Linked DNA regions of Homo sapiens: regions 1 and 2 are each linked to region 3. The links are chromatin loops, found by intact Hi-C in ENCODE. Cell type or tissue: endothelial cell of umbilical vein. All regions are shown on one strand.

Region 1 (8,000 bases), 62 kb before region 3:
TACTCTCAGGTAAAATATTTTACCTGTGAAACTAGGATAACTAATAGCTTTGATTGGATCCAGGCAATTAATAGAATCTGCTAAGTTTCTTATATAATAGTAACGCCAATTTCATTTCCCACTCAGGGCGAAACAAATTATGCCTCCTACCCCACTGCAGTTAACTGCATCAGCATCATGATGCCATAAAATCTGAAAACTGTGGAGTATGAGTAATCCCACTATAAATTGTAATAAAAATTACCTCTCCAGACTCTATATTCTCTCCATTAAGTTCATAGGCAGTGTCTCTTTGTACATAAAGTTTTATGAAATAAATCGACCATTTTTCCTGTCCTTAGCAGATAGCAAGCTGTTTTGATTTAAAAGCTGATAATGGTACAATCAGTTTTTGGTGTTTGTAGAGCATTTTAAAAGCATAAATTTCCTTTAACAAACCTTAAGTAGAAGGGAAATGCTACTTTGCTACTTTTATTTGTACCACAGAGTTAAATATCTCTCTGTGAGAAAGAATAAATGATGTATTTAGCATGGTGGGCCCATTTGTTGCATCCATAAAACAAAGATTTGGTTTTCCTCCTCAGTTCTCTGATCTTAAAAACGTATTAAGTAAACCGCAGCACGAATCTAAAATAGCTTTGTCTGAATTGTTTCCAGTGTTCTGTGTTTAGAAGGCATTTTCAATTTCTTGATTGCTTTTTTGTCTCTTCTGTGCTAAATCCAAGGGCTCCCCCTAATCATCTCCGGTGTGGCCTTTGTCAGACGTGAATGCTGTGAATCAGTCCTCTGTAAACACAGAGACCTTTTAAACAGAGGAAACCTTCTAGAGGCCTAGGTTGTAAATCTCCAGAGAACATGAACTAGACTCTGGAGGAAGTCTTACATTATAAGAAGGGGAGAGTAGGTGGCATTTGAGGCGAAAGTTGGAGAAGCGTAAAGCTTTGGTACTCAAAGTAGGTAGGAGTGTTTCAGACCAGGAAAAGAGTAAATAATGAGAGTAGAGAATGGAGGGCACACAAAGAATGAGGAATACTGTGCTTGTACTGGAAAGTAGCCCATGAGGTCACCTCCCACACAGACACTGCATATGATACAAAATATGTTGTCTACATTACATGTACTCTATGTTACTTATAGGAAAGGACTCAAGATCCTCCGTCTTTCAAAGCATTTTAACTCTTGGCTTGGATATATTTGTTATGTTCTTTGTGAATATAATTTTCTAACCACGTAAGTAGAGAATAGCAAATAAAAATGCAAAGAAAAATAAGTGATAGGAATATTTCTCAATCGTTATTTTTATAACTTGGGTTCCCCAAAATGTCTTCTCAGTAGATTTTTATGGATGCCCAATAGTCACAAAATTTTGTAGCACTTCTCTTTCTGTAGATTTTGTTACTGAAAGAAAATAGATCTACTGATTTTGCTTTACCAGTTTATAGATGCTGAATACCTCCTGAGATTCTCATCTGCCAATTCCCTTCCCAAATTAGGAAACTCCCTTTATCTGTAGGGGCACTGAGGGTAAAAAAGTGGCAGCCAGCAAAGAAAACGTCAAAATTATTATTAAAACAAGAACTTGAATAATTGCAGCAAGGTCTTTCTGGATGGGAGCAAACAGGCTAACACGGCGCTTTAGTCCTTGGAGAGAATACTTTATTACAGCGTAATAATTGCTTTTGAAATAATGACCATTAGTAATGAAAGAAAGGTTAAATTATCATCAGTCCATTTGAAAAAGGTAGCAAAGTATGTAATAAATCTTGTAAATATATTTATTAAAAATCATTTAAATAATATTAAATAACCTTTATAGAGTGCTTATATGTTCTTTCTGCTTTACATATGTTATCTTTAAGCCTGACAATAACCAACATGTAGATATTATTGTCAGTGTTTTGCAATGAGAAAACTAAGACTCATATCACTTTCTGTACCACTTATAAGGGCACAGCTTAAGAGTGGTAGAGCCTTGAATTAAGTCAGAATTTCTAAATACTCCATAGCCATTTTGCTGTACTTAGGCTTGATGCTTTAAAAAGTATGCCTTAATTATCTAGAGAATGTGTCAGTTTTAAATATCCAATTCCATAATTCCTCAAATTAGGTGGCATTATGTTTTTAAATCATTCAGTTTTTTGACAAGGATTAAAATTTATTATATATGAAATCTATTCTGTATGTAAAATAAGTATGCGTGTGTGTGTGTGTGTGTGTGTGTGTGTGTGTGTATGAATTGCGTGAGGTAATTCCATGTTGCTAAATATTGATATTATAGTACTGTATCATGTATTTTCATTTCTTTAGCATCCTGCAGCCTGAAAAACAACAGCCTTAAGCTGTAGGTTAACATTTCTAGGTGCAGGGAAATTTAGTCAAAGTGTGGTTCACTGCGTTTCAGAGATCGACATCCATGTCATTTTTAGACATATCTGGCCCCTGCCTAGAGCTCTTTTGAGCAGGGAATTGGTTAGAAAGACATATACAACACAGACACGCCTGTTCTATCTTGCCTCGTTGTGGTAGTAGTAATTTTCTGGAAGACACAAGGGGAAACTACAAAAATAAAGACACGGCCAACATTTATTATTACTGTTATAATTATATTTATTTTTCTTAGATTAATGAGTTCAATAAAATTCTGAGCACTAGCCAATAGCTAATAATCATTATAACATTACAGTTTTAGAATTATCCAAGCTTATATAGCAGATGTTCAGAAATGCCTTCTTCAAAATTGGAAAATGAATTCAATAAAGTGTGTGTTTGGTTATGGAGAATAGCTTCATAGTAAAATCTGGCATTTTCCAGTTTTTGTTTCAGTGTCTTTTCAGAGCCATATAGTATCTTTTCTGTTTTTGTAGTTCTCTATTATTTATTAAGTTTATCAAAGAGTGAAAGATCTTGCCTGCTGTCCAAAATGTGTTGGTATCATGATATGTCATAGGAAGTATTTTCTGTCACGTTCTGGAAGTTATGGTTATAGTAGATCATTACCCATTTATCATCTAACAAATGAGTGCTCACTGGTGATGCACTGCTTAGTGGCATTATTGTGCCCATTGGTATAATCTACAGTAATCAAGATAGTATAACCTCCAATTATGTGTTTTATTATCTCATTATCCACCTTGCAACTAATGCAACTATTAACAAGCACATTTCTTGCCTGTCTTGGCCAATTGTGATTACTTTAATAGTCACCATGATAAGTCCTTCATACTTAAACCTCCTTTCAATCATAATTTACACTAGTTTTAACTATATAATTTTGTGTGATCTGATATAAACAGAGGATTACAGTTTTGTCCATTTACAAGTCTAAATAAGCCACTGAATGGTTTATAACTATTTTTCAGTATTGTGTTCTATATTTATAATTATGAAGAACGTTGAGAATGCAATCATCCTTAATAGCAAGAGTAAGCCACCACAGACTTTTTTAGCATTATTTATTCATTCCATACCTTATTCCAGAAAAGATACTGGGGAGCTCAGCCATATTATTACTATTCAGTCAGTTGTTATTGTTCAGGCAGTCAGAATTTGCAGAGGCCTTGCATATTTGTAAGTTTCAGAATGCAGTGTCCATCTGATACCCGGGCATATTAGAATATGCTCAGAGAAGAACTTGGTACTAGACCTTATTTATGCATCTATGTATAAATGTAAATGCACATATACAGAGACAGATATATGTGGACATGTATATATTTTTATTAAAAAATGATACCACCTAGAACTTTATAAACCAAATGAAACTAGTTGACTTGTTATAAAACTCTTGAATTTTATCCTCTATCTTGTAACATCTGAGAAAAATATCCTTATTATTTAAACAGATATGTTGATTACAGTACTGATTTATTTTGTTTGTTGCTCTCTGACTCATCTGTCAAAACTAAATAAAATTTGGCCTGCCAGATTCAAAAATTAAGATTTCTTTTTTAAATTTTAATCTCCAATTTTTCAGCCTTTTGCTTTACCCGGGAATTGTGCAGTGTATTTCTTTCTATTCACTTATTCATGTGATTAATACACATTCATGATTTAACCACATGCACAACGTACAGTACCCACAATACACTCACAGTCAAATGGATAAAGCAGACAAAAAAGCCACAGTGAGACAAGCTCTGTAATCCAGTGAACCCAGGCTCACAGAGGTGGATTGCAAAGGAAGAGGGGCAGTATACTCGGTGGTGGTGTTGGGTGGCGGTGAGGTGTGGCTATCACTTCAGGAGAAGGCTGTTTCTCAGAAGAAAGTATTAGTTACATTCTCTGTGTAACAATGGAGGAAAGGAAGGGCAGTTTTTAAAAAATGCACTCTTGGAAATACAAAAGGGCATACTGTATCCTGGTAGATAGATTCGACAAGTAGATAAGTTGGTATTGTTCAAATGAAAAGTACTTAAAAGAAGCGGAAATGAAGCTTAAGGGCAGTATTCATGTATGTAGTTATCACAGACCTTCTGTGCCAAGCTAACGATTTATTTACTGAACTCTACAGGGAAGCATAGGAAACTTGGAAGTAGATGGGATTTAACATGGTAACATTAAAGTTTTGGGCATGAAGGGTTGAATGTATTGAAAATACAGGGAGGGAGACTATTTCAGGAAGCCACGTGAGAATTCCTGAGAGCCTGAGCAGGGTGGTGTGAATGGAAATGTGATAGAATTTGTTGGCCAGTTGGATGTCAAGGATAAAGGAAAAGATAAATCTAGGATAATGCCCAGGTTCTTGTTCTGGCACAAGTAGAAAAGCTGACAAAAACATGAAAGAAAAGTTAAGAGACATTATATCTAAAAGACGTATATCTAAAATGACATTTATCAGAATAGATAGAACGCAACTTTCAGAGAGATGTCTTGGAATTTGGAAAAATTAAGGGAGATTATGAATCTTAGATTTTAGACAAACTCAGTAAAAATCAACTCACATCTAGATATAGTACAGTGAAATTGTCAAGCATGAGTTCCCTAAACAAAATCTTAAAAGCTTGTCTGCAAAGGAATTTAAGAATGAAAAGACTTTGGGCACCAACAGATGCCAGAAAGCAATGCAATAGGCTCCTCAAAGGGCTGAAAGATCCTGAAATTCTGTACTGGGCTGAAATAAAATTCCATTAAGAGTGAAATTAAAAAAAAACAAAATTCAGACATACATTGACTGAGAGCTTAGTGCCCACACATATGAGTCTTATGCTGATAAGACTCATAAAGAATATACCTTTGCAAACAGAAAAACCCAAAAGGAAAGGAGAGCTTAGAACTGGTTTGAAAAATGTAGATAAATATATGCATGAAGATAACTTTTAATTAACTCTTGATAGTAAAACATGCACCAAAATTCTGGATGGGCCCGGACACAGTGGCTCACACTTGTAATCCCAGCACTTTGGGATGCTGAGGCAGGCGGATCACTTTAGGTCAGGAATTTGAGACCAGCCTGGCCAGCATGGTGGAACCCTGTCTCTAATGAAAATACAAAAATTAGCCGAGCATGGTGATGGGTGCCTGTAATCCCAGCTCCCTGGGAGGCTGAGGCAGGAGAATCACTTGAACCTGGGAGGCAGGGGTGGCAGTGAGCCAAGATTGCGCCATTGCACTACATACAGCCTGGGTGACAGAGACTCTGTCTCAAAATAAAAAATAAATAAAAATAGAAATAAAAAATTCTGGACCAAATGATAAATGGGGAAGGTGGGAGTGTTCTTTGGATAGTTACAGCATGCTCAATCTTGTATTTGGGAGGAGAATTGACAACATGGAATAATTTTAGACTTCAGAAAAATTTTAATATCTGGAAATATTAAGTCTTACAACAGTATGGGGAAACGTGGGTATTCACATACTAATGTGAGTGTAAATTGATTCAACAACTTTGGAGATCAATTTGGCAATATTTGGTAAAATTGATATGGGCACCCCGTAATTCTCAGATGTATACTATGAAGAAAGTTACAGCAGCATTTGTAATAGTGAATATTTTTAACAAATTAATTTTTCATCACGAAAAGGATAGATAACTAATACTGCTCCATTTAGAAAATGGTATCTTTTACTATTAAATGAAAGAGTATGAATAAATCTCAAAAATACAATGTTAAATGAAAAAATCAAATAGAAATATCATATTGTTGGCCAGTTGCGGAGGCTCATGCCTGTAATCCTTGTGCTTTGGGAGGCCAAGGTGGGCAGATCACTTAAGCCCAGGAGTTCAAGATCAGTCTGGGCAATGTGGTGAAACCCATCTGTACAAAAAATACAAAAGTTAACCAGGCATGATGGCCCACACCTGTAGTCCCAGCTATTCTGGAGGCTGAGATGGGAGGATCACTTAAGCCTGGGAGATCAAGTCTACAGTGAGCCGAGATCATGCCACTGCACTGCAGCTTGGGTGACAGAGTGAGACCCTGTCTCAAAAAAATATATATGTGTGTGTGTGTGTGTGTGTGTAGATATGATATTGTTATATGCCATTTTAAAAAGAGCAAAACTGTAGGTATTGTTCATGGACATATATGTAGTTAAGGGCCAAAAATATGAATGGGAAGGATATACACCAGAATACTGTGGAAGAAGGAAACAAAATAGGAATTAAAAAAATACAAAGGAGCTTTCAGCTCTTTCTGTGATATTTAACTTAATGATCTAAAAGAAATACCACGAAATGTTTAGATATTTTGAATCTTTTGGGAAAATAAATAGCCATTTTATGTAAGCCTGGAATTTCTTAACTAAGAAATGACTTGACATGAAAGAAAATCTGTAAGTAACAAGTTTATAAGCGAGTTAATGAGGGAGCAAGTACTAGACCCTATGTTAAATGGTTGTTTATATTTTCTTTTATATGAAGAATAGTTGGATGTGAGAAACAGTGGGAAGAAATGATTTTCAAGATTTAGGGAGTTCTCCTTTCAGAAATGAGATAAATAAAAATGCTGAAGGGCCAGGCGTGGTGGCTCATGACTGTAATCCCAGCACTTTGGGAGGCCGAGGCGGGCAGATCACGAGGTCAGGAGATAGAGACAATCCTGACTAACACGGTGAAACCCCGTCTCTACTAAAGATACAAAAAAATTAGCCAGGCGTGGTGGCGGGCGCCTGTAGTCCCAGCTACTCGGGAGGATGAGGCAGGAGAATAGCGTGAACCCAGGAGGCGGAGCTTGCAGTGAGCCGAGATCGTCCCAATGCACTCCAGCCTGGGCAACAGAGCGAGACTCCATCTCAAAAAAAAAAAAATGTTGAATGATTGATTTGCCCCTGACATCTTATTTGATAGCTTAAATGTGGCAGGCATGTAGAAAGCTTAGCTACTCTCTTATTAGCAGATGGGTTTGGTTGGGGTGTAATGAGACACCCTGGATCTCAGATCTCAGCTAGCCTCAGGGACAGCAGGTGCTTAGAGTGGAGGTAACCTGGCATCTTTGGTCAAGGAAATCAAGGCCAGATGATGTTTAGAATACATATTATTAGAGCGGTATGAATTTCTCTGTTTTTTTTCAGTAGAAAATCTGTTTTCCTTATATTACAAAAGACAGTATCCAACCTTTCTATTTATTAAACAACTACACACAGCAACCTCAAGCACCATGCAATTTATCAGAAATTTGCCTGGCAAAGGCCAAGACCTCATCCTCTGTCATAGCTCTTATCTTCTTTAGAAAATGTCTCTTTTCACAAAACCAAAATGGGCTTTCTAAAGAAGTTAGTGTAAGCCCAGTTTAAAGTTGGGAAAGCAGAGAAGACTAGTGTGTACCTCCTATGCTCTCTTGGTGTTATAGTGTATACTATAGCAGTGTTCTCACTTGCTGCACCTGGACTGTCTCGAGACAGAATTTTAACTTTGATCTTGTTCTTCAAGAGTCATTTCCGGAGATACTGCCACTGCCACCTCCCTAAACAAGCCAGAGCCTTGAGTTCCTGGGCTCAGGAAGTGGTCTGACCAAACAAACTCCAATGCAGTGGCCATACCTGAAGCCCAAGGAAGTCATACC
Region 2 (8,000 bases), 810 kb before region 3:
CCACATAGGTTGTGAGTAATGTACAGGCTGGCTTTGGACACTTGTAATGAGCAGTGTTGTTTCAACATCTCACACACTCCACATGTCTTCCTTGGTCCAGAGGGAAGGATTTCTCTAATCCTCCTTTCATGGAGTAGGCAACCCTTCCTAAGTCCTGGCCTTATGCAAGAACATCATTTCTACCCCCTTTCCTTGCACAAGTTCCTTGTCATGCCTTTGACCCTGCATGGGCAATGAAATTTCAGGCCTCGGCATTGGGCTTGTGACTGAAACTTACATCACCCCAAAGCTGCCCCAGTGTAGGCTCGTATGCAGACTTCTCAAGCTTTGAGTTTCCTCTTTGCATCTGAAGATTCCCATTATTCCTTTCATAGATAGATAGATAGATAGATAGATAGATAGATAGATAGATAGATAGATAGAATATTATACAACATATCTACATGTTAGAGATTACAGGAGGTAGGGCAGTCCACTTTATCCCCTCCTGCCATAGTGCTGGAAACAGATGTCTGGTGTACTTCTGTCCTTCACTGTTGTCTGTAGCTCTTTTCACTCCTAACCTCTGCCAGGTAAACTGGGCATTTTTATCATTACATAGCCAGTATGGTGAAGGTCCTGGCTAATGATAGGAACTATTAAAAAAAAAAAATCTTGCATTTTATTTCCCAAGCTTAGAACTGGACTAAATTTTAACAAGGACCAACACAACTTTGCTACTCTTATTGAATCCTTTGACACATCACAGCCTTCTCTACCATAGTTAGACACAGACCAGCACTTTGCAAGTCAAGTAGCTTTGGCCCTCTCCTAATCCAACCAGAAGCAGGAAATCCCAGTGTGTTCCTAAGATGGTCTGTAAAATTGTCAGTGGTGTTTCAAATACTCACAAGATTAAGATTGTTTGATTGAATTACAAAAAGTATTTCAGATTTAAAAATATGCTTTTATAAGAAAATAAACACAGTTCAGTTGTATTTAAAATCGTAATGTATTTTTATCAAGTACACACCGTTCATCCTAAGCATGCTCTGTTTTCACTAATTTGTAGTAGGAACCCAGCACAGCATAAACTGGCTTTGCTTCAGATGTCTTTGTTCATCAGTGGGAAAATAGTCATCAGGATATTCAAAAAGGCATCAAAATTTTCAGAAGCACCAAAAGGGACCTTTGTAGTGATTCTAAATTTTCCATGGATTTCCTCTCAGTGGTTGTAAATATCCTTGAAAGGCCATATGAATTGTATCACAGTAGTTCAGGGGGAATGTTTGCTTATTTCTCAGCTGAGATATTTCTGTAAACAATAGGTCCCCATGAGAAAGCCAGATCCCTAATGTGGCTGATAATAGTTTGCTATATTTGCCAAATTGGAGAGTTTGGCAACATTATTTTCATTCTCTAACAGGAACTATTTCTTCCTTTGAGAGAACGAAATTATTTCAGAGTTGTATGTGAAACCAACAACAAGATGTTCACTTTGGGCCCCACAGTTTAAGAGACCTTTGGGTCATATGTTTTTATTATGCTTCCACGTCCTGTATTTAATACCTACTGAATTGAAGGTCTATGGCTAAAGTCAGAAGATGTATGGGTTCTATTTTGAACATTTTGCCTATACACTACAAAACTGATTTTCTTGGCTTCAATGAAATAGTCCTAGTTTTATGTTTCCTCTTGAGCGAGTATAAGCATATTCATTTTGAAAGCATCTAGGACAGTATTTACTAAGTAGCATTTTTTAGAGAGAGACACTAGTTTAGGCACTTTCACAAGCAGTGTATTATTTAATCTGAACCTATTCCTTTTGCAGGAGTGTGAAAGAAACATCAATCCAAGCTGTTAATTTTTAATGGCCAATTCCATTATCTCTTCTCCCATAATTTGTCTGCACTTTTTCTTTGCCTCCCATTCCCTAGCGCTAAAGTTCTCATTCATACCTTGGTCGGAACACACACATCAAGTGGCTTTGACACTCAGGTGCAATTACCAGTGATGCATTTGCCTCCATGCAAATGTCAGGATGTAGCAGCAGAAAGGTTACCTCCTTGCACTGCAGGGATAATCACTCTGTGAAGTGCCAAAGCTCTATTCACTTCATGTCCTTTTCAGATCCAATTCGAGGTTTCTCGCATCCGTCACAGAAACTGAGCCCTAAATCTGTGTCTCCTGGGACAGTCACACTAATTGGCCATCCCAGGTTTTGTTTTCTCTTAAGGTTCAGGAAGAGATGTTCCCATATGGAAATAGGAGGTTGGTCTGACTTATTGGGACCCATTCTTGCAGGGTGTTTAACCTTCAGGCTTTGGAGTGGTCAGTCATCTAGTTGACGTCTCAGGGGTTGAAAGTCAGGGGAAAGTGCCATCTGGATTCATTATGACTGTCTAGAATCTCTATCTCTTTCAGCTTGTGAAGGTCTCATCTCTTTGTCCTAATCTTTAATTATCCCATTAAGAGGAACAGGTGAAGCAAGGGGCGCTTCTGGGGTCTTTGGGAGAGAGAGTGGGAGATAGGAAAACAAAGAGACAGAGGGAGAAGATGAAGAAGAGCATTTGGGCTCTCCTTGTCGCTGCTGTTTTGCTCATCTCACCAGTTTGGAAAAGGGGGTAGGGACACACATGCTGGCTTTCTCTCCAACGCAGCTGAGACCTTTATGAAATCACTGCAGAGGCAGGGGCGGCAAGGCACTATTTTTATCTCCAAATTGATTCAGCTGCAGTCGCTGCTGTGCCTCTGACTTCATTGCTTCCCGGCCCTCCCCCTCGCTGTCCCCACTCCCAGCTTAGCCCGATTTGGAGACTTATCTTCAGCTTCCTGCGCCGCACCCTCCCCCCTCCTCCACGGCCTGGGGCCGGGCCGGGGCGGGCGGGCTCCTGCCGGATACTGATAGTGACAGCAGCAGATCGTGCCGCGGGCGCTGACGTCCCGCGGAGGCGCGCGGCCAGGCATCCGCGAGCCTCTCCGGGCCGCGCCAGCATCTAATTGTTCACTCTCCAATTTTCCCTGCCCTTGGGAACAGGGTTCCACAAAGAAATTTCATCAATTGAAATGCTGCACGCCTGAACATTTGCCAAATGTGTCCCATCTGACTAAGGTCTATGCTTTCAAATGTTGTTGCTAGGAAGAAAGGACATTTACACGCTGGGCTTGTCATCTTCCCTTCCTCCTAGGTTGATGTGGCTCCAGACCGAAGCTCCTGGAGAGAGTGGCTCGCCTCAAAGGACCGGAAGAGATTTTCTTGTTTAGGGAGGCAGAGGGACAGGGCGGGTTATACCACCCACCCTTGTTTTGCAGGTGAGGTTCCGAGTTGCCTCTCTTCTCCCTCTCTTTGAGATGCTGGGAGCTCTTCCAAAGCCGAGTGGTTTTCTGTTTCTCTCCATCCCCTGTGCCTAGAAAACAGGGGACTAGTCTTCAGAAATATTTGTTACAAGGAGCTCACAGAGTGTAGGCTCATTTTAAGTACAAACAACCTACCATTAGGAAAACAAAAGGATGTGTCAGTGGGCTGAAGATCCGGTGTCCCAGCAACTCCTTGGTTAATTGTCTGAACTCTCTGATTTCACATGGGCCTGACAGCACCCAGTGGAGACAAGTGGCAGGGCTGATTGAGTAAATGAGTGATGGAGTGACTGTCACTTGGGACAGGCAATGATAGTCTGTCTCTCCCCAAATGTTTTGTGTGTGTCAACGTTGTAGGAATGCTAAACTAGATCAAATTCCACCAGAAGGAATCTATCACCTAATAGGGAAGATGAGATATAAGCAAATCCAAAATGCAACTTACAAAACCAATGCCAAGATAGAGTTAAAGAGAAGATGATGAGAAAGATGTCCAAGGAAGGGCACAAATGGAGGCTTTTAGGATAACCTGACCTATGTACTGGATAATGATAAATGGGTATTATTTGAACATAAAATGATAGCGAAGAACAATATTCTAGGCCTGTGGTGGTGTGCAACATGGTAGCCACTATCCATGTGGACATTTAAATTTAAATTGGTTAAAATGGAATGAAAAATTCACCTCTTCAGTCACACTAGCCAATACTCAAGTACTTGATAGCCATGTGTGGCTAGTGGCTACTATATTGGAGAGTGCATATCAGTTTTATCATTACAGAAAATTCTACTGAATAGTGCTGCTTTTGAGGAAGAAAACAGCATGAACAAAGGCACTGAGGTAGGAAATCTCAGGATAAGTAGAAGGATCACTCAATAGCTTGGAGTGAGTGGAACAGCAGATGAATAAAAGGAAGCAATCGGAAATAAGGGGACCAGAGGAAGCAGGCTACCAGATATGAGGTTCAAACATTACATGTATTTTGCAGGTAATAGGAATCCTTAAGGTCTGAAAGCGGAAAAATGATATGATCAGAGCTATGCTTCTGAAATATAAATATGAACACCAAATATAAGAGTTTTTTGAGTGTCTTTTAGTTTTCAGAATCTGTACGCACCTATTATCTTGTTTAGTTCTCAAAACAAGCCTGGGAATAGGCAGAACAAATATAGGGGGAAAAAGCTTGCAAGGGCATGAGTGACTTGGCCAATGTCACTAGGGAGACAGAAAAATACTGAAAAGAGTCAGAAAAAACAAAAAATTCTTCCAGCTGTGAAAGACAACCTCCTTCCTCCACCACATTGCCCCATTGGTGAATTTTCCTTTTTATAACAGGAGCTCCTGATACACATTACATTCCCTTCCAAGAGGTGAATTACAGTATTAGATTACTGATAACCCTGAAGAGGAGGCAAAAGGCCATGTGACAAAGTGGCTTCAAATATGACATCGGTAAGACACAATCACAACAACAAATTGGAACCATTTAAAAGAAAAGCCTAAGGAGGATTTACTGTCCCCACCAAGGCTGCCTTAGGCTGTGTGCGCGGCGCCCCCTGGAGTTGGTCACCCACAGAAGCCCAGATCATCACCAGCGGGAGAAGAAAGCAGGTCTCATCTAAACGCAGAGGGAAAGATAGAGCTGAGAGAAGTTTCTGGTCCCTTGACAGAGCAGCTTGGGCCTGCCTGGGAACACTATTAAGAAGAAAGCACAGCGCAGGTATTCCAGAAGAGAAAAACTTGGAGATTCTCAAATCATACTTCATGGTTGACTTTGAACTCTGTGTTTGGGAAGATGAGCGTGAATCAGGCCATCAGACCAACTTACGATTGCTTTCTAGCCTCTGCATTCTAGCAGAGATAAGCTAATTAACTTCTCTGACTCTAAATGTTCTCATTTATAAAATCTATAAAATATAATAAATATCAGGATTGTTGAGAAGATTCAATGTGAGATGTATGATGTGTACAACATGCGAAGTGGTACAGTACGTACCCAATACACATAACTTTTAACTCTCCTGAAGACAAGTGTGTGATTTTTAAAACATACGTAAAAAGGCAAATGGGATCTTGCGGTTCCAGACCAGAAAAGTGAAGAACATTTATCAGACTGCAATAAAGTCTGTATTTCAGGTCCCCAGGAATTATTATCCCTCTCTTGGAAAAAAACAAAATTTTTTCCACCTCCCGAGTGAAAAACAGTAAATTTACAGACAGAATATTATCTGTTTCCTTGCCATCCATCCAGCTGTGGAGTTGAAATACAAACTGAGTTCGGGCTTCTGAGAGAAGGTTTATATGGATTTAGTAAGGTGCAAATCCCAGCCCAAAGGTAAAATTTGATATCCGTCACTGATAAAAATGCATTGCTTCAGGCCTGAACTTCTGTCTCCTCCTGCTTTTAATCCTGCTTTCTTTCTAAACGCCAATCAGTGGAGCAAATATTACCGGTCACCTCATTCCCTACATGTTATTACCTCTTTTATACAGTTTGGCGGTATATTCTGGGTATAAATAAGCTACAAATATTTATAGGGCAGGTCCCTCTTCGAGTTGCAAACATGTAACAATCACAACATAGAATGTCAAGAAGTCCTAACTATTTTTCTTTCTTGGTTTCTTCTATTTGGGGAAAAGGTTTTCTTCTAATGCTCATCAGAACAGCTGCCTCTCCCAATCCCTTAAGTAGCAAAGTAAATGGAAAAAGAACATTCTCAAACAAGCCAAATCAAGACCATCGTTTTCAAAGGATTTTTAAAAAATGAAGACAACGATATTTGAAGCAAGAGAAACAAATGCCTTCTAAGGCTTAAACTAAATCCCCTAAGGAGTGGGGGTGAGCAGACGTCTTTTCTTTCCCAAAAGCACCTCCAGTGACTTTAAGGATCTTGCTGGCGTAATCCCTTGCTGACCCACACTAGCAAGGAAATAAGAAAGCCTCCATTTAAAACTACGTTCATCTTCTTCGAAAGGCAGCTGAGAGCTTTGAATGCATTTTGTTTCATCATCGTTTTCCTTGCAGCCCCAATTACTCTAGGTACTTCTGAGTTTCTGGCCATTGAAGATTCTGTTCAAATAGAGGTTGAGTGGTCACGGGAGCAACCTTTCCACGGAGCCCGGGTTCTTCGTGGATGAAACAAATGCCTCTTTAGCATACTGTGTTTGAAGGCGTGGGAGCACTTTTTAGGTCCAAATGCAACCTTTTATAGCATTGAGGGTGGGAAGAACAAAAAAAAGAGAGAGAAAGACAGGGAGGTTCACTTAACCTTTCCATAATTACGCATTCAGTATTTTCCTGCTGTTATTCAATGCACCTCCCCGTATTCTCAGTAGTTCCTCAGTCTGAAGTGTACTGATGAAGGGAGACCATCTTGCCTGGGGCAAGAGAAACCTGGTTTCGCTGAGCTGAAAGTTAGGGTGAGGTGATTCATCACAGCCTGCATCTTTCTGCTTCTCTTAAATTTTCTGCAGAGAATGCCAGGTAGGGCTGCATTACATAGCTTTTAATACTAGAGGCCTTGAAAACCTCCAGATGAAGGTAGGGTGTGGTTGGGAAGAGGACTGCTTATTTTTGACAAGGAGAATTGTTCCTCCCGCCCCTGCCTCCTAAGTAGCTGGGACTACAGGCACACAGGAGCCTAATTTTTAAAAGTTTTTAATTTTTGTAGAGACAAGGTCTTACTAGGTTACCTAGGCAGGTCTCAAACTCCTGGTCTCAAGTGATCCTTATCCTTGGCCTCCCAAAGCACCAGGATTATAGGCATAAGCCACTGCACCTGGCTGCCCTTTTTATAAAGTTGTAATAGGCTGATAGACGCTGTTATATAAAGGTAATTCAGAGGGCTCCTGACCTCAAAAAGTGAATGATCAAGACATTGAGCTTCAATTTTAGATTAAGTAATGAGCAGACTTTGTCCTCCGTCACTTTACTACCAGGGCATCATTGCTTACACTCTGCCCAACATGTGACTCTTTTGTGCACAGCTCCATTTTGAGCCCACCTCAACATTTACCTAGAAGATGCAATGTGGCTATTTTCCTAAATACTAAAATAATGTTGGTATGTATCTAATCTGTTCTCTAACTGGCCAAAGGGGTGAGGGGGACAAGAATCTAGTTCTTTCTGTTCCCTTCTTCTAAACTTCCTTTCACTAATGAAATGGTTTTTAAGTGTATTTTTACTGCTTAAAATAAGGAGGAAAATGAATGATTAGTGTTTCAAAAGTACCTTTTATATTTCTGGGTTAAAAAACAAAAACAAAAGAAAACAAACAAAAAAAAAAGAGATTTCTAAGTTCTGAATACATAAAATGCTGACATGCTGATGCAAGGACAGAGCAACTCACAGTTTCTGGGTGGGAGATTTAACCCCTGAGTCACACATGCCCTGCTCAGCATGTGCTGGGCGAAGCACACAGTTACTACCCTTGCTCTTCTTTCTCCCCTTGGCTTCGTCCACCAGTGTCTGACATGGTTGTAGTAAGAACTTACAGTCCCATCTAACCACACCTCATGCAGTAGAATGATCCATGGAAATAATTACATGCTTAGTAGTTACAGTACTAGGCTGACCCATGCTCTTAAACATGGAGCACACACACACAGTGTGGATTAAGAAAAGAAGACAGGGTACATCAAGGAAAGGGAAGAGTAAGAAGTA
Region 3 (8,000 bases):
GAGGGCAGGGATCCTATTTTGCTTACAATGCAAGACCTCGCATATAGTAACTGTTGAGTGAAGTTTGTTGGATTGAATTAATAATGTTCAATTACTGATGCTTTAGGTGCTCTGGAGGTTTTCAGTAAATTCACTGAGATTGCTCAGATTTCTAAACATAAAACATTTTTATATTTTTCTATACTCATTGTTTAGCAAATGTTTATGCATCTATGCTACATGTTTATTATATGTGAACAATGTGTTATGATAAGCTCTGAGGATGCAATAGTTTATTAGACAGACATGGTCATTGCATCCATCCTGGAAGTTGTAGTTTAGTAGGAAAATCAGGCCAATAATACAACAGCTATTTATTGAGTGCCTACTTTAGTACCAGGTACTGGAGATATGACAGTAAGCAAAAAGAGAAAAGTTCCCTTGTCCCCTGGAATATGCTGTCTAGTTGGAGAGACAGGTTACATAAACTAAACATACTAACAAATATAATCTTGAGTTAACCCATGCTAAGTACCCCGTGCCATGAGAACTAAGAGCAAGTTCACCAAGACCTGGAGGTTAGGGAGGGCATCTTACAGTTGAGCATCAGCTAATCACCTTAGCAGGGAGAGAGGAGAACATCTAGTGTCACTGCCCCAGAGAGAGCAAGTGGGGATGGTGGGAGATAGGGCCAGGATTAATTAATACATTATAATTGCACACCAAATGCTCTTTTTAGAATTCCTCATTCTGTTGGTGTATATCAGAAATTAATGTTTCCTTCAAAATGTAATATTTTTAGCACAGTTTAACTTCTCTCTTTCAGTGTCTATGACATTAGAATAAGAGTTATAGTAAGCAGTTAAAAAAAATTTCACATATTGGCTGGGCATGGTGGTTCACGCCTGTAATCCCAGCACTTTGGGAGGCTGAGGCAGGAGGATCATTTGAGTTCAGGAGTTGGAGACCATCCTGGCCAACATGGTGAAACGCCATCTCTACTAAAAATACAAAAATTAGCCATTACAGGTGGCGCATGCCTGTAATCCCAGCTACTCAGGAGGCTGAGGCAGGAGAATTGCTTGAGCCAGGGAGGCAGAGGTTTCAGTGAGCCAAGATGGCACCACTGCACTCCAGCCTGGGTGACAGAGGAAGACTCCATCTCAAAAAAAAAAAAAAAGTTCACATATTAATTGTATATAATATTTAAGTTCAGCCCACTTTTCTAAAAGTAACATAAATGGCTTTTCATGAGAGAAATTTTAGTATAAAGGCAGATGGAGAACCTTTTAAAAATATATGGCATTTCTAATAGTCATTTAATCACTGGCCTGAGGAAAACCTGAGAATAAAATAGGCCCACTGAATTTAAACACTGGTCACACTCATATTTTTATTTGGTCATGGGTAGTGTGTTTATATTAAAATAACATCTAGAGTAACCTAAATCATCAGGAGAACTTGTATTCAGTACAACCGAGTGTAAGAAGAAAGCAATACCAAGAATTATTTTTAAATTATCTTTTATATAATTCTGCATAGGAAAATTCTGATATTTAGTAATTGTGGAGTTATTTTAGGTTAATCTTTTCTTCAGCAAATGTAGTAAACTGAGTTGTTAAAGTATGTATTATGTTTAATGCTTTGCACAATGTATAGATAATCATTTAATCATTAACCTAATTAAAATATAGGTTAATGATTATATAACCTAAATGGTTTTAGAAAAAGAACGTATTTGTACATAATAATTTCTTATAATCTTGGTATAAAATATCTAGTCTTGCTAGATGAGTAATGTCCTACAAGAAAGATTTCATTGGTCTGTGGAATAATCATTTATTCTCATTCTTCTCAGTATGAAACAGCCTCTCTAATTTATGGGGTGTGAGCACAAGTGGACTCACATGTTATTCTAAGGGTTTTTGGCCTGAGCAACTGAGTGAATAATTCCAACATTTTTGAAATTGAGAAGATACCAGAAGGAACATCTTTTTTTTTGTTTGTTTCTTTCAGAGAAAGGTTGATATTAAGAAACCTGGGTCTGGTTTTCAGAGAAGATCTAAGGCTGGAGGTAGACATTTGGGAGTCGTGATGATGTGGATGGGAAGGTCATGATGGTAGCTCAGTTGGAGCCTCTTTTAGCTACAGAGTGAGTTTAAATAGTGGAGAGGAAAGGTTATAGGACAGTGACAACTAGCCCATGCCAACATTTAGAGTTTGAAAGAATGAGAGGAGGAGGTTCAAGCAAAGGAGAAAGAAAGGAGGAAAGCCAGAAGAATGTCTTGGCTGCTGAGTAAAGAAGCTGTTCAAGAATGGAGTGATAATTTATGTCAGTTGCTGCTGAGAAGTTGAGGACTAAGAATTCACCATTAGATTTGAAAACATGGAGACTATTGATGGCTGTGATGAGGGCAGTTTCATCAGAGCGGTGTGGATACCAACTACATTGGATTCTAGAGAAAATGGAATGTGAGGAAGCATGGCTATAGCTAGAATTAATTTCTGCCCTCTAAAATTTACATGTGTTGTACATTATGTATTTAAATAGCAATGCTAATATAACAAGGAACATTCATAAACAATTAAAGAGATAAAGTATATTATTATGACTGTGCTTCTTATAAGTACCCACATGCTTCATATTTAGTCCAAGAAAACCATTACTTCCACTTTATATCTACTTATATTATAAAATGTTCAATTGGGCTTAAATACATGGAAAATTTCCTATTTAAGACCCTGGTGCTAATTCATCTTATTACATCCTCTGGGCTGGGTGGAGGGAATATATATAAGTATCAGATGATAATCTTATATCATCCATGATGTAAGACAGGTCAGACAGGTCAGACGTACCTGTGTTTAAATCCTGACTTTTCTCTTTACTACCTACGTGACCCCAGCAAGTTACCTAATCTTCTAAGCCTATTTTCTCAAAGATAAAATGTGGACAGTAATGACATGAGGATAAATTAAGATAATATGTCTTAATTATTTAGCATGATACCAAGCAAATAGTAAGGGCTCTGTAAATGGGTGCAAATTTGCATTGCCGTGATTACTGTCTTGTTCTTGAATGGGTCATAACTTAAATACTGTGCAGTTTAGTACACAGAAGATAGGTCTTCTAATAAAGAGCAGAAAAAAATGAGCTGCCTGAGAGTAAGCCATACCTTATAAGCCATAGTTTTTGGTTTGTATTATTCTGCCCATGTTTATTTCTTGGTTTGTTTTCTCGCCTTTAGTAAAGTTGTATAAGCACAGTAGGTAAGACTGCAGGCTCTGTAGAGCATATTTGTAATCTTAATCCCCTGGAATTACCTGGATAGTCCAGCTCTATCCTCTGACTTCCCATCCTTTCATGTCTAATCAGCACTGCTAGTGACAATAGCTAACATGTATTGACTGCTTCCTAAGTACTGAGCACCATTCTAAAGATTTTATAGCTGTTAACTGATTTAAACCTCGCAGCCCTAGGTAATAGGCCCCATTATTACCTCCATTTGCCCTGATGAGGAAACTGAGGCACAGAGAGGTTAAATAACTTGCCCAAAGATGACACCGTTGGTAAACGGTGAAGCTGGGATTCAGTCAGGCAGGCTGGTCACACAATTTTCACTCTTAACCACTTCATCCTAATTCCATTTGGGATGATAAGATTGCATTAAGTTATCACAGCTTTTCTGTGGTGCAGATAGTAAAGTGGGACCAGTATCCTTCCCCCAGCAATTCATGAGTGCTGATGATTTGTGTTGGGAATCAAGATGTTGCATCCCACCTCCAGTCACCAGGGGGTGCCACTCAGGTAGGTTTATGAAAACATTGAAAACCAGAGTGATGGTATTCTCTTGATTAACTATAAATGGCAGTCATTAAGATGCAAGGTTTTGAGAGTCAGGTTCTTTGGTGCTTATACCCAAAGAAGAAAGAGCCGTTTTTGTATTAAGTCATCTAAAAAGTTCTCATATGCTTAGCAAGAAAGCTAAATTAAGCTCTGCACTGGGTAAAATTATAAACATGCTCTCTGCTCCAGATGAGTAAGTGTATATAAATAGAACAGTTGGTACACATGGCCCTAATGGTATAGCTTCCCTGTTTTCTATGTAATGTAAATCACCAAATGTGAGCATTTCTACCTGACAAACTGTCAGTCTCAGAAGAGCACATTCAATACATGTTACACAACAACCAAGATTGCCCTTTTGTTCAGCGTGGTGTTTTTTCTTTCCACATCCAGCAGTTAGTACTAAGGCCTGAACCCCTTAGTTACAGAACAAAGTGGCTTAGCAGTAATCGAGCCTGTGTGAGGCTAAGGGAAGAATAATGAACATTCCCTGCAAGCTTCCTGCCTAGATGCAGGTGCAAGAATCAGGAGGTCATGAATAATGCATGACATGCAGATTAGGTGGTGGTTTCTCCTACAGAGGTTTTGACGTTGCTACCTGCCTGGCTTCTATATGTGGAAAGAAGGCAGAAGATGGCAAAAAGTGTCACAGGTTAAAGACTGAGCTCAAAAAAACATGCCATATCCTTTTGAAGAAATAATATATAGGGGGTTGGTGAAGTGCAAGGCTTATGGTCTACTTTATCAGATGAAGTATGTGCCAAGTTATCAGTGTACTTATTCCCTTTGAGGACAGAAATAAAGCTTTGTTGATTTACCTTTTTAATTTAGGAAACCTTGTAATTATTTGTTCATATACACAATCAGGACTTCTTTTCCAAAGACTTTCCTAAGGAATTCTTTTCCTGAGACTGCTAAACCATTATAGAAATTCTCCATTTGCAGTATTTGATCTATGGATCAGTGAAATTTTCCTAAAAGATACAAATACCTAGACAATGTTGTAATTATGGATTAAACAGACTCTCTTTTTCTTCACTAATATATGCAATAAACAGCATCAATAAGAGAATACTTCTGTCATTAAACTTCACCCAGTGGAATTTTCATGATGAAATAGTTTCTTTGTACTCCTAGGGTTAAGGAGGGGACAATATAAAAAGTAAATGTGTAAAAGATAGAGAACAAATTAAAGAACTGTGAGTATTTGGGGCTGATTAAACTTTATTTAAATAGTTAGGATTCTGATACCCCAGTGAGGGTATAGGGAAAGTTCAGGAGAATTTCCTGCACTTCCTCTTAGGTCAGGGGGCTTTAACTGGGGAGAACTTTTTTGGCTCAAATATCCATTTTAAGGATTGTATTTCAAGCAGACAGAAAGTAAAAAAGTAAAAGAATAAAAGAGGAAAAAATTACGCTTGCTGCCTTTCGTATAATTTTTATGTACTATTATTGCGTTTTCCCCCTCTTTGTCCAATTTAGGATACTGGATTATGAACTGGCTTTCATTTCTAGCTGAGTCTGTCATTTCCACTAGGCCCCAGTTTGGCTGGACGCCGAGACCAACAGGTGATCCTTGTAGCTGCAAAACAGCAGGAAGTGGGCCGTGCTTGAATGAGACAGTTCACCAGAGGGGCTGTCTGGCCTCTCTCCATCTTTCTGCATAATTAACACCCCCTCCCCCATGCCGAGCAGAAAATCTGTGCTGAGCAGCTCAGCTGCAGCAGCCATTGAGAAGCGCTGTGAGGAAAAGAATGTTAATAAGGGATGTTGGAAGAAATAAGCCTTCCGAGTGCAAAGTGCAGTCTGGCTCTGGGTTTAGGGAAAGACTGCAGTTGGCCCTTAGGCGGGGCTGGAACTGCATTATCTGTTTTGGAATGATTTTCACTTATTAAACAACTACAGAGAACTGGGTTTCTTACAAACCTTGGTTCTAACTGGACTTTAAGACCAGTTTTATATCCCCATTTTTTTTCTTGTAAATAAGAGCAATGTATGAAGCATAAAGGGTGAAGGTAATACAAGCTAAGACTGCTTGGATCTCACAAATCCTGGCTAAAGACAGACCATAACAGGAAGCTGGCAGCCGGAAGTAGGGCGTATTGTTTTGCCGGTTAGTGACCCACAAAGAGGCGGAGGTTTACTAGCTAGGCTTTGATTAGAAGATAACAGCAGTTCCCGGAAGCTTTAAGCTGTTTCCAGTGGATAAGTCCAATCCTGGAAGCTTGGAAAGCAATATATTCTTCACTTCTCCTTTATCTGGCTAAAATTTTGAATTGACTTTACTTTCTTCAAAGTCCAGTGTAGCACATCACTTCCAGAATGTACTCCTCCTAGGAGTACCTGTTCACCCTTCCTTCCTTCCCTGTGCCTGCAGATTCTGTCACAGCACATTTGAATAACGTTGTTTGCTTCCTAGAGTTTTAAATGTGGTAGAGTGAAGGAGAGGGCACTTAGACACCTCTTTGTGCCCACCCTCATGGGAACAGGTACAAAGAGGGCTCACTGAACTCAGGCACCATACCTTAGATAACTTTTACCCACCCTTGTACCTGGCAAGGGTTAGGTATTCAGTCACTTTTGTTGGACTGAATGAATGCATCAGTCCTGCCTCTGGGAGTCTTCAGAGTGAACATTATGACAGACCTGTTGTCTTGAGAGTGGTTAAGAAGGAAAAAAGGACCACAGATTTGCAGGCGTAGGAATTTAATTGCATCATTTACTAAGAGGGGTTCAAGTTCTGGGGATTTTGTATTAAGCAATTCTAAAAGAAATTATTTATAAAACATGCCATTTTTTTAAATTTGCAATTGGGAATATGCTTTTTCAATGACTGGATTATTCTTCTCTGTCTACAGGGTACATCCGTCCCCAGTATCAAGGGTCCGGGGCAATCGAATGAATAATCAAAAGTTTCCTTGGTGAGTATACAGTCTAATATGAGTATTTGTAGGTCTTACGGGAAACTTTAATAGGGCTTATGTTAAAATTAAGAGAATTAGTCCTACTTCTCTATACAGAGTACATACCTGCTAACTGGACTATGCGGTCTTCCTTTCCTCTGGACAGTTCGAAATAAATATTGATAGAGTTCCTTTCCAGCCCAAACTCTTCATTCACCAAAAACCCTGAGTGTAACTTTTTTTTTTGACAGATATGATCTAAGTTCCCAAGATTATAAACTCTTACCTATTTTAAAGAATGTTTTCCTTTTTTTCGAAGGTACATAGACCCAGATATTTCTCAGATACCAACTTCAACTCCTCATGAAGATTTCCACAGTTAATGAATCTGTTACATTAGTTTTGGGGATTACAACGAACTCAGTGATTTTTTTTTTCCTTGCCATAGCCTTAAATATCCAGGATTTTTTTTTTTTTTAATTTGGGGAGTACTAAGATCTTCTTTAACTGATGAGTTCTTGAACAAAAATATAGATGGAATTTTGCAGAAACAACCTGAAAAGTTATTTCAACCAGAAAACATAGCTTATCGATTCTTTAGAGAAGCGATTTAAAGTGTTTCACAAATATTTCATGCGAAACAACAAAAAAAGTGGGCTCAATATCTGTATTTGTTTATATTACTCCATTCCACAAAGTTAACCTTTTAACACATAATGTGTTATTAAGGAAAAAAAAGAAAAACTAAAAAGAAAAAAATGAACTGTGGCTGTATTACTTCAAAGATGAATGGAAATTCCATTTTTACTTCATTGAATTATAGTTAGAATGAGATTTTGATTAAAACTATGCCTTTTTTTAAGTATGGGAAGATGATCACCAAAGATTGAGCTTCCAAATTAATTTTATTCCTAAATCAAGATTATTTTTAGACACAAAATAATGACACTTTGAATTTGAATCATGCCTAATCATCTCACCTCCCTTCCCCCACGAAATCTAATTAATTCTCACAATAGCTTGGCGATGTTGTTAAATATTGTGCTTTTCTTTTTCACAGAGGGGGAAATGGGGCACAGAGGCGTTTGCTTACACCTTGCCTCAGAGCCGGGGCATCCTTCCTCGTCTCTTACCATTGCTAAAGCATGTTATCCCCTGTCCGGCCTGAAAAGCTAAGGGAGTAATAATATGATGATCATTATGTGAAAGGAAAGGGACAAATCAGGTCTGTTCTTGACTTATCACACGCCACAAGCTAATGGGTAGAGTAC

The links. Hi-C counts contacts between places; a loop is a spot of excess contacts. Peaks named below come from ENCODE experiments on the same cell type or tissue, not always from the same donor. Only the 100,000 strongest peaks of a DNase experiment are listed, where the experiment ranks them.
Region 1: a loop joins it to region 3, with 3 times the contacts of the local background. A loop is called at or near these places in 23 of 110 quality-filtered maps.
Region 2: a loop joins it to region 3, with 2.3 times the contacts of the local background. A loop is called at or near these places in 3 of 110 quality-filtered maps.

The regions. Positions count from the first base shown.
Region 1 is chr13:73,825,223-73,833,222 of GRCh38, reverse strand. All of the region lies in intron 4 of KLF12 (KLF transcription factor 12), which reads left to right. Among named protein-coding and RNA genes, the nearest start is that of LINC00393, 170 kb to the right of the region's middle. In endothelial cell of umbilical vein, no CTCF peak of the experiment used is centred here; a DNase peak (open chromatin) is centred at 4,402; H3K27ac peaks cover 848 bases.
Region 2 is chr13:74,570,751-74,578,750 of GRCh38, reverse strand. No RefSeq gene overlaps it. Among named protein-coding and RNA genes, the nearest start is that of LINC00347, 22 kb to the right of the region's middle. RefSeq lists an enhancer at 3,279-3,792. In endothelial cell of umbilical vein, CTCF peaks have their summits at 4,671 and 4,884 (motif pointing left); a DNase peak (open chromatin) is centred at 2,850; H3K4me3 peaks cover 670 bases; H3K27me3 peaks cover 195 bases.
Region 3 is chr13:73,763,685-73,771,684 of GRCh38, reverse strand. KLF12 (KLF transcription factor 12) reads left to right here. Exons shown (of 8, transcript NM_001400136.1): 6 at 6,685-6,747. Among named protein-coding and RNA genes, the nearest start is that of LINC00393, 110 kb to the right of the region's middle. RefSeq lists enhancers at 3,565-4,200, 5,194-5,694. In endothelial cell of umbilical vein, a CTCF peak has its summit at 3,762 (motif pointing right); DNase peaks (open chromatin) are centred at 4,214, 5,454 and 5,814; H3K27ac peaks cover 2,500 bases.